Linked DNA regions of Homo sapiens: region 1 is linked to region 2. Evidence: chromatin contacts called from ENCODE Hi-C or POLR2A ChIA-PET data. All regions are on one chromosome and are shown on one strand. The core of a region is the stretch at or near the end of the contact, and the rest is flanking DNA. Distances in the headings are between cores, read along the strand shown. Region 1 overlaps MAP4 (microtubule associated protein 4). Region 2 holds the start of ELP6 (elongator acetyltransferase complex subunit 6).

Region 1 (6,682 bases), core at 1,881-4,380, 460 kb before region 2:
TTACTGTACAAATACAGTAATCAAGACAGGATGGTATTGGCAAAATGGATAGCCTTACAAATTGATGGAACATAACAGCCCAGAAATAAACCCAATGTAATATGGTCAGTTGATTTTTTTACAAAGGTGCAAAGGCAATTCAATAGAATGCAGATGACTTTTTCCACAAATGACTCTGTAATAATTACCTAATTACCTAATTATTAGGTGATTAGGTAACTACCTAATCACCTAATTATTAGGTACAGGAATAGAAACTTAGGAATGTACAGGAATAGAAACTTAGACCCACATCATTACACCATATACAAAATTTAACTCAAAATGTACCGTAGGCCTCAATATGAAATGTAAATATGAAAACTATAAGACTTCTAGAAGAAAACATGGGGAAAAAAATCCTGTGACCTACTTCATAAAAATTAAAAACTATTTGAAAGGCACAGTTAAGTAAATGAAAATACAGTATAAGTTAGAAACAGGGAAGAAATTTTTACAAAATTTATCTGATAAAGGAGTGATATTTGGAATACATAAAGAATTTTCAAAACTCAATAATAAGAAAATAAACAGTTCAGTTTTAAAATAGTCAAAAAATTTGACCATTCAAGTCACCAAAGAAGACAAAGGGATGGCAGAGAAACACATGAAAAGATGCTCAACATCCTTAGTCATTAGGGAATAAGATACAACTAATTTCCTTAAAAAAAAAAAAAAGAGGGAAAAAAAAAAAGGAGTCCTCTGCTTCCAGAAATACAGCTGGTTACCTCCATGCAATCTTCATCCAGAAGCAATGATGGTACCCTGGATTTCCTGTGTGGGAATTAATAAGTAATTAATAAATGGCCTCCGCTGGGCATGGTGGCTCACATCTGTAATCTCAGCACTTTGGGAGGCCAAGGCGGTGAATCACCTGAGGTCAGGAGTTTGAGCCCGCCTGGCCAACATGGTGAAATCCCATTTCTACTAAAAATACAAAAATTAGCTGGTCATGGGGGCGGGTGCCTGCAATCCCAACTACTCGGGAGGCTGAGGCAGGAGAATCACTCGAACCCAGAAGGCGGAGGTTGCAGTGAGCCGAGGTTGCACCATGGCACTCCAGTCTGGGTGACAAGAGCAAAACCCCATCTCAAAAATAATAATAATAATAAAACAAATGCCCTCGTGTTCTTGGAGCGTTTGATTTGGATTTGAATTGCTGATACCAAACCTGTGTTGCTCCATGATGGTTTTACTGAATTTAATGGTAATCTTTGATAATTTACAGAATGAAAAAGATTTAGACTTGCTATTATGAGGGGCTCTCCTATGGAACTGGTACTTTACAGAGCTTGGGTGCCCTAGGAATTAATGATTCTGTTCAGTTCTGTTTCTGGGTTTCCTTTTGTTAAATGTTTAAATTTTGAACAGTTTTTAATTGCTTTAACCTAATGCTACAAAGAGTGAGAAAAACTCCATTAATAAGACAGTGGTTGGATCTGTTTTTCATTTTTCTGTCTGTCACAATGGGTAATTATTTGTCATTGTTGCAGATACTCCATCTTCTAAACCAACACTCCTAGCCAATGGTGGTCATGGAGTAGAAGGGAGCGATACTACAGGTAAGTGATTCCCAGGATTCCCCAAATGTGTAGGTGATGCACTTACAATGAACACCTTGATAATCTCCTTTGAAGAGCATTATTAATGGAAGCATATGAATTATTTCTGAGGGTGGTAGTGTTCTTGTTGGAGGTATTTAAACCCAGGACATTGCCATGTAAAATCTCCAACAATGGAAGGAGAATAATGAGTTTGCTTTGATATTTTTTGAATATTTATTGGAGCTGTACCACACAAGAACTGGATCAACCTTAAAATACTTTTGTAGATGCAGAATAATGATCACCAAAATATGTTACATGGGAGGAATTTGGCCACTACAACTCTTAAAACAGCAGGTCTGTTCCCTGAATCACATTGCGTTTAGCTTTCTACAGTTCAATGTTAGGAAGCCAGTGAACAACAAATTAGGAGTTATTTATTTTGCCCCCAGTGTGTTTCCTTTATCTTTCCCTTAACTGTTGCTTTTGAAATTTACTTCTAATTAAACTCTTAGCTCTTTACTAGGGTTTTGATATTCTTTCAGTTAGCATTGAGTTTCTGTGGGTTCCTGTCTCATAACCAGCACCAACCCCCTGCCCCAATGTCTTTGTAGTGAGCAAAATTCTCAAAGCAGTAGCAGGAGTCCCAGGGATATACTATATAAATATTTTCTTAAGTAGCTGATGTGAGAGTTGCGTGTTTTATTTTCATAAATACCTGCATTTACTTTGCAGTTGTGATCAGGCCAACACTGCTAACCCAAATGAGTTGACTTCTAATGATCAATCCCATTGTTTCCTGCAAGTGTGCTCTTAACTGGGCCATACATTTGATTCATATTATTGCAGTGGAGGTAGTTACTAGATTTGTCATATTTCTGTATTTCTCTTATATGCATACCTCAGCTATGAGAAGCCCTTCTGTGAGGCACCACAGTATTTCTCTTTTTCTAAGGCTTCCAGAAAGCCTTCTGTTAGCAATAGCAGCTATTCTAGGATTTATTCTTTATTCTATGACCATAGGAAAGTTGTATATATCTTTATACATCAGATTTTTTGATGACCAAGTTCTTTTTGTTGTGAATGTTTACCAAGTGACATATACATCCTTATTAGCAACTTAATAAATTAGGAACTCTTTACTTTAGAAGCTAGAAACAACCAGAAATGCCACTTTATCTTCCAGTTTTGTGAATTGATGTTTTTGTATTTCTTTGATAATCTCAGTCAAATGTAGTATTGACTTTCTGTGTCTGCTTTGAAAGCAGTCATCTATGTGATGTGGTTTTTAAGAAAACATTTATGCAAATATCCCTGTGATTAAAGGAGAAGTTTGAACATGAACTTTTAAAAAATGAGTAAATTCAGCTTTCTTTAAGCAGGAACCAGTTAACCAGGGTAAGGAAAGGCTGGAGGGGATTGACTTGATTAGGCAGTTGAAAGAGTGGATGCCATTTTCATCCAGGAAGGAAACAACTACAAAAACGAGTAGATTTCTTCTCCAGTAGGAAGTCATGCCTGACCAGAAGAGACTCAAACTCTGTGTAGCAGGTGCTTACCGCTGCCAGGCCTTAGTAGTACAGAATAGAAGGGTAAAAACTGTATCCTGGCCCTCACTGTTTCAGGATTCCCTTGTGACAAAAAAGAACCTGGCTCTTTATGAACTACCCAGTGGCATTATGAGAGTAGGTCGTTCTGTTCTTGGATACCTCTCTGCCCTTAGGTAGCATATAGTTTGCACACCTGGATTGAGTTTTGAATTGAACCACTTAACTGTATTAAAATAGATACTAGGCCGGGCGCGGTGGCTCACGCCTGTAATCCCAGCACTTTGGGAGACCGAGGCGGGCGGATCACCTGAGGTTGGGAGTTTGAGACCAGCCTAGCCAATATGGTGAAACCCCATCTCTGCTAAAAATACAAAAATTAGCTGGACGTGGTGGCACGTGCCTGTAGTCCCAGCTACTTGGGAGGCTGAGGCAGAAGAATCGCTTGAACCCAGGAGGCGGAGGTTTCAGTGAGCCGAGATCGCACCACTGCACTCCAGCCTGGTCAACAGAGCAAGACTCCGTCTCAAAAAAAAAAAAAAAGATACTTTACTGAAAATATGCATGTTTTATTTGGGGAGGGAAGGTGGAGGGAGGGGATGGCAGTGCATGTTTTTGGAGCATGTGGTGACTTCATTCTAATTTGGCCATCACTACCTGGAGCATCTAACTCAATGCCATTTTGAAAATTCCCATTTCTGTTTCCTTCAGAATGTTATCTATAGTCCCGAGAGCAAACCAGCTTCATTAATAGCTTTGGTTTATGAGCATCTTGTGATATTGAACTTGCTGTTTACTAATGACCTGTGCTTTTCCACCCTTTTCTTCCCCTTCCTACTTCTTCCTCCCTCTCTATTTTTCTCCTCCTAGAAGCCTAGCGTGTCTCTCAACACTGGGGCTGCTGCAACACCAGACCAGTGATCTTTCCTAAGCATCGTTATACTTCTAAAACCTTCAGCATTTTGCAGAGCTTTGCTTTTCATTCCTGGACATGATGTAGAAGAAACTGAGGGTAGTTCTTCGGGGCCTATTTCTGCTGATGCCTGAGCAAACAACCTGCTTCCTCTTGTGCTCTGCAGGGTTTGATGGAGCCTCATTTCCCTTTGTGAACACAAAGTGCAAAATGAATTCTTTTTAATTTTAGTAATTTTTACAAAGGTTATCTAATGTCTTTTATTTCTTGTTTTCTTTATGATTTTATCATTTGATTCATTCTCACATTTTTTTCCTTTAAATATTTTTAGTTGACCTTTTTCCTTTGGTTTTCAAATGTTCAACATGAATCAGAATAGTGTAACACCAAATGAGAACATGTGTTTTCATAAAGGGGTTGAGGCCACCAGTACTGCAGCGAATTTCCTTTTCTTCTCCCTCCTCCTTCCTTCTCTGAGCTTGCTTTTAGGGAAGGTTAATCTTACAGGCTACCTATGTTTCTCTCCACCTTACTAAAATCTAAATAATGATAGATATTTTAAGTTTTTAAATTGAGTAGTTCTGAGTAATCCTAGAATATTTTTCCAAATTAAATAATCCTTTATTATTTGCAAGTTGGGCCAAATTTTTTTTTTTTTGGAGACGGACTCTTAACAATCTAAGATTGTTTCAACAGGACTTTCTTATTCCCATTCCTAATTTTTTCAAACTAATTGCTTAAATCTAGAACCAGTTGAGATTAGTACTGTACAATGGTATGCTTTGATTGTATTTATAGAAATATAACATAAAACATGGACCATGTTTTGAAATCTTAGAGGAATTCTGGTTTAAAATCTGAAATACTTTAAAGTTTTCTATCCTTTTACTGATTATGCAGCTTCTTATAACCCCCAAGGTACAGATTATTTCAGCTTAAAAGAAATAATTGGCACCATGTTCTGAGAAAGATTTTGAGATATACATTGTTTTTTGTTTTTGAGACAGGGTCTCACTCTTGCCTAGGCTGGAGTGCGGTGGCGCGATCTTGGCTTACTGCACCCTCTGCCTCCCAGGTTCAAGTGGTTCTCCTGCCTCAGCCTCCCAAGTAGCTGGGATTATAGGTGTGCGCCACCACACCAGCTAATTTTTGTATTTTTAGTAGAGACGGGGTTTTACTTTGTTGGCCAGGCTGGTCTCGAACTCCTGATCTCAAGTGATCCACCCGCCTTGGCCACCCAAAGTGCTGGGATTACAGGTGTGAGACACTGTGCCTGGCCAGATATACATTGTTTTAGATCCCCTGATACAGAACTACTTTTGAGATGGTAAGATTAGAATATCATGAAAGTTTAAACTGAATCCTTGCAGCGACTTCCGGAATTTAGGAAGCATTCCCTCTTCTACAGGGGTCTGGTCACAAGGGCTGGATTCTCTGACAAAAATTTCTTCTATGGATTCTGGACAGAAGACACTTGAGGGTGATATGTTTTAAAGGAAAGAGGTTATGCTTATCTTCTTAGCAGTTGATAAAATATTAAAACTCTCTTGCCATAGAGAATACACCATCAAAGAAAACACAACCCTTTCCCTTTGGTGTACAGTTATTTATTAAGTTGATTTTGGGGTTTCTTTCGCCAGGGATCTTTTCAAAACTGGTAGTAGTTATTTTTAAAAATCATGTTTGACATCTTTCTATTGCTCGTAACCAGTCCCTGTAGCTGTCTAAGTTATGGGTGGAGAAGCCTGGGTATGACTTTCCGTTGTGTACACTCACACTTCATGATTGACATTTATTTATTCTTTTATTTCCATTTGGTTATGCTTATTTTTGTTTGAAATTTGTTTTTTTCAAATATGTTTCCTTTTTGAACTTACAGAATTGTTGAAATTTTCTACTAACAGCCAGCTAAAATTTGGTATATGTTAGCTCTATCTGTTTCACTTGGACGTTTCATTTTGAAAGAAAGAAATTTTATGTTTCACATATAGTTTTATACAAAGTAGCCAGTCCCATAATGAAATGCTGTATTGCCATAGTGGTCACACCCAAGTGGTCCAGTATCTCAATGGTGAGGCAGCCAGACTGGTCAGGGCTGCTTTGTTGAAATGTGATGATTTTCATATGCCTTCTTTCTCTTTCTCTCTCTCTTTTTTTTTCCTTTTTTGGCCCAATGTTGAAGATGTAGAACTTTGTTTTTAAATAATGTTTTTATAATTTCATTCGTATACCTAAGTTTGTATTTTTTGTGACTTTGGACTTCAACAGTTTGTATATTGGGACTTCTAATGTGATTACTGTACTAAATAAATTCCACTAATAAACATCTTACATTAACACCTTATGGACTGGATTTGGTTGGGGTCATAATTGTTGAAATATAATGTTACTAAAACACAAGTTGGGTAAAGACTTGAGGCCCAAGTTCTAGGTCTAATATAGCTTCTAATCCCACCCGGATTAATTGTATGGACTTTTAAGTTTTTGTCAAGCATTTTCACTTATGAATTTTTTTTTCTTTTTTCTTTTTTTTTTTTGAGACGGAGTCTCGCTCTGTCGCCCAGGCTGGAGTGCAGTGGCATGATCTCGGCTCATTGCAAGCTCCGCTTCCCGGGTTCACGCCATTCTCCTGCCTCAGC
Region 2 (6,926 bases), core at 2,834-5,333:
TGCAGTGAGCCAAGATTGCACCACTGCACTCCAGCCTGGCGACAGAGTGAGACTCCGTCTAAAAAAAAAAAAAAAAAGGACAAAATATTTGAATAGACACACTTCACCAAAGGCATATGGATGGCAAATAAGCACATGAAAAAATGAAAAATGCTCAACATCATTCATTACTACAGAAATGCAAACTAAAAGTGCAATGTGGTCAGGCACGGTGGCTCACGCCTGTAATCCCCGCACTTTGGGAGGCCGAGGTGAGTGGATCACTTGAGATCAGGCATTCGAGACCAGCCTGGCCAACATGGTGAAATCCTCTCTCTACTAAAAATACAAAAATTGGCCAGGCACAACGGCTCATGCCTGTAATCCCAGCACTTTGGGAGACCGAGGCAGGCGGATTGCCTGAGCTCAGGAGTTCAAGACCAGCCTGGGCAACCCGGTGAAACCCCATCTCTACTAAAATACAAAAAATTAGCCGGGCATAGGATGTGCCTGTAGTCCCAGCTACTCGGGAGGCTGAGGCATGAGAATTGGTTGAACCCAGGAGGCAGTGGAGGTTGCAGTGAGCCGAGATCGTGCCACTGCACTCCAGTCTGGGCCACAGAGTGAGACTCTGTCTCCAAAAAACAAAAACAAAAAACAAAAAAATAAAAACACAGAAATTAGTTGGATGTGTGGTGGACGTCTGTAATCCCAGCTACTCAGGAGGCTGGGGTAGGAGAATTGCTGGAACCTGGGAGGTGGAGGTTGCAGTGAGCTGAGATCACAGACTATACTCCAGCCTGGGCGATAGGGCAAGACTCTGTCTTAAAAAAAAAAAGAAGAAAGAAAAAGAAAAGAAAAGAAAAAGCAGTGTAATATCAGGGTGGCTAAAATTAAAAAGATTGACCATACCACCTATTGCCAAGGAACTGGAGCCCTTATACATTGCTGGTGGGAATGTAAAATGGTACAACCACTTTGGAAAATAATCACCCAGGCTGGAGTGCAATGGCGAGATCTCGGCTCACTGCAACCTCTGCCTCCCGGGTTCAAATGATTCTCCTGCCTCAGCCTCCCGAGTAGCTGGGATTACAGACATGTGCCACTAAGCCCAGCTAATTCTTGTATTTTTAGTAGAGCCAGGGTTTCACCATGTTGGCCAGGCTGGTCTCAAACTCCTGACCTCAAGTGATCTGCCCACCTCAGCTTCCCAAAGTGCCAGGATTACAGGCATGAGCCACCGTGCCCGGCCCAATGCCTGGCAGTCTTTTAGGCACTGAGGAAATAACAGCAAAGAAGACAGGCAAAAATCCCTGTCCTCTTGCCTTCTGGTACTAAAGTTCAAATAAGGAAAGTAAGAAACGTAAAATTAGTTCAGACTGTGAAAACCTGTCCTGCTATTTTCTCATCACAGATAATAGATGTGCAGGCTGGAGTGCAATGGCGCGATCTCAGCTCACTGCAACCTCCATCTCCCAGGTTCAAGGTCTCCCACGTAGCTGGGATTAAACATGCTGCAGCTGTAGTCTCATAAATAACCCCTTTCTTTGAGAGACTACCGCTTTTTTTCTTTTTCTTTTCTTCCTTTTCTTTTCTTTTTTTTTTTTAAGACAGAGTCTTGCTCTGTCGCACAGTCTGGAGTGTAGTGGTGTGATCTCGGCTCATTGCAGCCTCCACCTCCTGGCTTCAAGTAATTATCTTGCCTCAGCCTCCCATGTAACATGAGCCACCTCACTCGGTGGCGACTACTGCTTTCTTAGCAAGAAACTTTGTTCTCTAAAATTAAAACTTTGCTGCTTGACATCATGTCTATTCCCTCCAGGCAATGACCACCAGGAATATACTTATTACTGAAAACACTAAGTTTATTACTCATTGCTATGAGGGAGAATGTACACCATGGGGGAACCATGGGGTGTCTCATTAAGAGAGTGTTAGAAAATAATTATAGGATTTGGGCTTGTTAAGTGATTTAGGGGAGGGTTTAAGGAAGTACAGCTTTGCTTGGAGATGGAGGCTGTCAGAAGATTGGGGTAATTCTATGATTAGGTACCCTGATATATCTTATTTACAGGGAGGCATCTTTGCAAAGCCAGTATGTGATAAACAACTGGTATCAGGCCAAAAAAAAAAAAAAAAGAACTTGTATCAGGCTAAAGAGATTGGTAAAGAAGTGGTACTCTTATTTGCTGGGAAATGAGATGTTTGGTTGTGGCTTGGACAATGTACATGTTTTGTGTTCAACATGATTATGGAGTGTTCTAGTTTTGTCTTGATCCGTCACAATCAGTCTGATGTTGGTGTTTTATGAAATTGTTTATGCTCAACAGGAACACCAAGACCTAGCTGTGAGTGTCAGGCCAATTTTTTTTTCTCTTTCTCACATTTCAATAAGCATGAAACATCTCATTCTTGGCTGAAGGATCTACATCCCTTTGACACAGAGAAGCAGCCTTGATTTCCATCCCAGGTGCAGAGCTTCAGCTAACGATTACATTCCACATCGATCTTAACCTTGTAGTTTCCACAGAAATGACCCTGGGTCCCCTTTGCAGTCCACGCCAGATTAGGACTCCACACACAGCTGTGCTGTGCTTTGAGCATATCAAACACCGGTTCACTTAAATTTCACCTGAATTCGACTCTTTCCCAAATCATATAACAATTATTTTAGTGACTGTCAATAAACTTGACTTTGGTGGAATTACAGGTTTGTCCACTGATCTGAGGCTGATTGGGCTAGAACAAAACTATATACGGTATAATAGATATAAATGTTATGGAAAAAAATAAAAGCAAGGAAAAAGAAGTGTTGGGAAAGGGACAGTTTGTGATTTAAGTAAGGTGCTCAGGGAAGGCCTCACGAATAAAGTGACATCGGAGCAGAGACCTGAAGGAAGTGGGGAATTTTAAAATCAGCTTAATATCTGGGAAAAGGGGCATTCCAGGAAGAGGGAAGAGTTAGTATAAAGGCTCTGAGGACAGGCATACAGGGCGTGTTGCAACCACACTGTTTTTTAACGAAGTCTCACACTGCTGCCCAGGCTAGAGAGCAATGGCGTGATCTCGGCTTACTGCAACCTCTGCCTCCCAGGTTCAAGCGATTCTACTGGCTCAGCCTCCCGAGTGGCTGGGATGACAGGCGCCCCCCACCACGCCAGGCTAATTTTTTGTATTTTTAATAGAGAAGGGGGTTTCACTATATTGGCCAGGCTAGTCTCGAACTCCTGACCTCGTGATCCCTCCGTCTAGGCCTCCCAAAGTGCTGGCATTACAGGTGTGAGCCACCGCGCCCAGCCGCAACCACACTTTCTTAGTGAGACCCACCCTGACAACCTCTTTAATTCTGGAACCTACCCCTGCCCCCATTGGTACTCTCTAATCCCACTTTGCTTTTCTCCACACAACTTTTCAAGATATAATTCCGTGTCGGCCGGGCGTGGTGGCTCATGCCTGTAATCCCAGCACTTTGGGAGGCCGAGGCCGGCGGATCACGAGGTCGGGAGATCAAGACCATCCTGGCTAACACGGTGAAACCCCGTCTCTACTAAAAATACAAAAAATTAGCCGGGCGTGGTGGCGGGCGCCTGTAGTCCCAGCTACACTCGGGAGGCTGAGGCAGGAGAATGGCGTGAACCCAGGAGGCGGAGACTGTAGTGAGCCGAGATCGCGCCACTGCACTCCAGCCTGGGCGACAGGGCAAGACTCCGTCTCAATTAAATAATAATAATAATAATAATAATAATAATAATAATAATAAATTCCCTGTCCTTTGTTTTTGTTCATCGATGTAGCCCAAGCTCCCAGGAGTGTGGGGCATACAGAAGGCGCTTGACAGCCACGTGTGGAGAAAAGGAGCCCGGGGCTGGGCAGAGAGCGAGGCCAAGGGAAGAAGAATACTCGGTCGCGTGGAGCCTTGGGGGCCCACTGGGAGGGCTCGGGCGCCACGCAGATCTGCGCGGAATGAGCCGCCAGAGGCCGCTGGCAGTCGCACAGAGAAGCCCATCGTTTCCTACCACCTGGGACTCGACGGACGTCTACGCGCGTGCGCAGCGGTCCCATCGAGGCACCCGCCTCATTGGCTGTGGCTGGCTCGCAAAAGTGGCATTGCGCATGCGCGCTTCCTTGCGCGAGCCGGGCTGTCGGGTGTGTTTTGCTCTCCAGCCTCCGTCGTCTCTGCAGCACTCCGGGTTCTCCTCCAGAGCGCTAGTCCCAGGAGCTCGGAATGTTCGTGGAACTTAATAACCTGCTTAACACCACCCCCGACAGGGCGGAGCAGGTAAGAGGTCCCGCTGGCCGGAAGGGGGCGGGACCTGGCAGGGCAGCGGAATACTGCATCCGGGAGGCGGTGCGCACGACCCCGGGGAATGGCGCGACGACCCGGCACGGGGTACCTGGGAGTTGTAGTCCGCAGAGGATCGACCCGGGGATTGGACTGGAGGCTTGGGCCCGCCGAAAGTGGGCTTCTGGGCCATCTCGCATATTCTCAACGGCTGTGCGTGTCCTTAAAAGTCCCTGGGAAGCGGCCGGGCGCGGTGGCTCACCCCTGTAATCCCAGCAGTTTGGGAGGCCGAGGCGGGTGCATCATCTAAGGTCAAGAGTTCGAGACAAGTCTGGCCAAGATGGTGAAACCCCCGTCTCTACGAAAAATACAAAAATTAGCCGGGCGTGGTGGCTCATGCCTGTAATCTCAGCTACTCGGGAGGCTGAGACAGGAGAATTGCTTGAACCCGGGAGGCGGAGGTTGCAGTGACCCGAGATCTCGCCACCGCACTCCAGCCTGGGCGACAGAGCGGGACTCCACCTCAAAAAAAAAAAAAAAAAGTACCTGGGAAGCATGGCCGACAGTGGGGTTGGGTTATATTCGCGGACGTGAACTGTGGCGCGCTGTGCATGTTCACTGGGGTGGGGGGTCCCAGGCGCTCAGAGGAGACTGCAGAATAGGCCCGAGAGGAGAGGGGAGTTCGTTTCGCCGCCGTCTTCATGGGCGAGCTTCCTAACCGCCACCTCGCCCCGGAGCAATTGGCACATTGTATTGAACGCTGCTGTTCTTCTTACTCTTCCTCCTTGTGATCTCTAATAGAACTGTTAGAAGCAGGACAGAGCCAAATTGGCTTGGACCAAGTCCGTCTTGGGCACCCCAGGCTGGCCTGTTCTCTCCACCCTCCTCACACTCCGGGGTACCTTGAAACCTTTCACATTTTAACGTAGGAGTAACCTCTTTCAGGAGTGTATCTTTTGGCTTATTTATTTATTTATTTATTTTTGATGGAGTCTCGCTCCCTCGCCTGGGCTGGAGTGCACTGGCGCGATCTCGGCTCCCTGCAACCTCACCTCCCGGGTTCAAGTGATTCTCCTTATTCAGCCTCCCAAGTAGCTGGGATTGCAGGCGTGCGCTACCACACCGGGCTAATTACTTGGCTGATTTTTTTTTGTATTTTTTGTTAGAGACGGGGTTTCACCATGTTGGCCAGGCTGGTCTGGAACTCCTGACCTCAGGTGATCCGCCCGCCTCTGCCTCCCAAAGTGCTGGGATTACAGGCGTGAGCCACCACGCCCAGCCTGGTTTATTCATAATCTTTGTCTTCCTAATGAAATGGTAAACTCCTCCAGGCAACCAGGATACTAAGTGTCTAAAGCCTTTTTATGACCCCATAGCGCCAAATTGTAGCTTTCAGTAGATCCTTGTGGATTTTAGTTGCCAGGCAGTTCTTGTCCAGATGACTCTGATTACCTTGCCAGTTACCACTGGCACTTCCAAAGTCAGCCTAGGGCCAGGTGAAAGAATGGAGTAATCAAGTGGGCACCAGGAAATGACAGCACTAGGGGTAACACTGAAGGTCTGACGATGTGATCTTTCACATTTTGTAAGTGAAAAAACCTGAAGCCCAGAGAAGTTAAGGCATTTGTGGAAGGTCACACGGCAAGGAGGTGGCATGCATGATATCACTTGATCCTGACCTTCCCTGTCACTGACAGAAATAGAGGTGAATGGAGCAGGACAGTCAGGCTCTGCAGAGACCACCCTTAGAGGTCTTTCTAGAGCTCTCCATGATCAGGCCTCTGAAGCAGGGCCATTGGGTGAACTTTGTTATCAGACATCTGTATCAGCAACTGCTTCTTCCTCCCTTCTCCCTCACCCTACAGAATAGAATTGGCATCAGAATATAAAGTAGTTGGCAGGGAGGCCTTTTGAAGGCCTCTTCCAGTCCTAGCAATCTGATTTTCACTGGAGTCTGATGGTAAAAGCATCCTTTGTTCAGGATCCAATTCTTCCTAAGACTGGTTCCTGAGTGACTAACATGAGAAGTGAGGAAGAGAAATAAGTTTATTCTCTGTTTGCTTTGAGGAGGTGGAGGCTGAGATATGCTTGCCTATCATGAGTAACAATAAGTGATAACTTTAGTCATGGATTTTCCATAATTTTGACTTATTTTCATCATTTCAGGGTACCTTAGCATGTATGTCATTAAAAAAATAAACTCTTCAGGTGGAGAAATTAAGGTGTGGACACAATTGACTAGATTTCTGCACTAAGCTGACCTCTTTCCAGGGAGTCTAACCTTTTTGTGTTCCTTGTAACTTTTAGGGGAAACTGACTCTACTCTGTGATGCCAAGACAGATGGGAGTTTCCTTGTACACCACTTTCTCTCCTTCTATCTCAAAGGTATGGGACTCATTGATGCTGTAGAAAAGAAACCCAAGATGGGTGCAGAAATAATAAAAACCAAAACTATTTAAGGAAGCAATAACAGCATTTACAAGCCAAGCCTTGGTGTTGGGATACCTAGGGGGGCTATTTTATTAGGATAACAGGTTACTAGGCCATCTCGTTCCTTCCCCAGCCCTGCCAAAGAGTGGCATGTGCTCACTGTTTCTGTGTCCTACCTTCCCCTTCTCCACCCACTGTGTGGACATTGCCTCACTGAGGTCCTATGTGGCCTCC

What was found. A loop is a pair of places that touch in the nucleus more often than their neighbours do. ChIA-PET counts read pairs that join two places held with the same protein, here RNA polymerase II (POLR2A). Pooled maps may share reads with other maps.
Region 1: a pooled map shows a loop between it and region 2 (2.1-fold over the local background). The contact joins the enhancer-like site here to the promoter of ELP6 in region 2. A Hi-C loop is called at or near these places in 2 of 168 maps with a recorded cell type or tissue (CD14-positive monocyte and GM12878), 5 of 37 single-sample maps with no recorded cell type and 5 of 50 pooled maps. POLR2A ChIA-PET finds 5 or more read pairs at or near these places in 2 of 52 experiments (B cell and OCI-LY7).

What each region holds. Positions count from the first base shown.
Region 1 is chr3:47,972,784-47,979,465 of GRCh38, reverse strand. It overlaps MAP4 (microtubule associated protein 4), which reads left to right. Exons shown (of 21, transcript NM_001385682.1): 3 at 1,533-1,601. Among named protein-coding and RNA genes, the nearest start is that of MAP4, 40 kb to the left of the region's middle. Within about 2 kb of position 3,130, at least 3 of the 41 ENCODE cell types and tissues checked have a DNase peak (open chromatin) inside an H3K27ac peak, as active enhancers do; they include B cell, GM12878 and OCI-LY7, where a contact is called at or near this core.
Region 2 is chr3:47,510,869-47,517,794 of GRCh38, reverse strand. ELP6 (elongator acetyltransferase complex subunit 6) reads left to right here and starts at 4,083. Exons shown (of 7, transcript NM_001031703.3): 1 at 4,083-4,258; 2 at 6,569-6,647. The coding sequence starts at 4,205. RefSeq lists enhancers at 4,119-4,228, 4,559-4,668.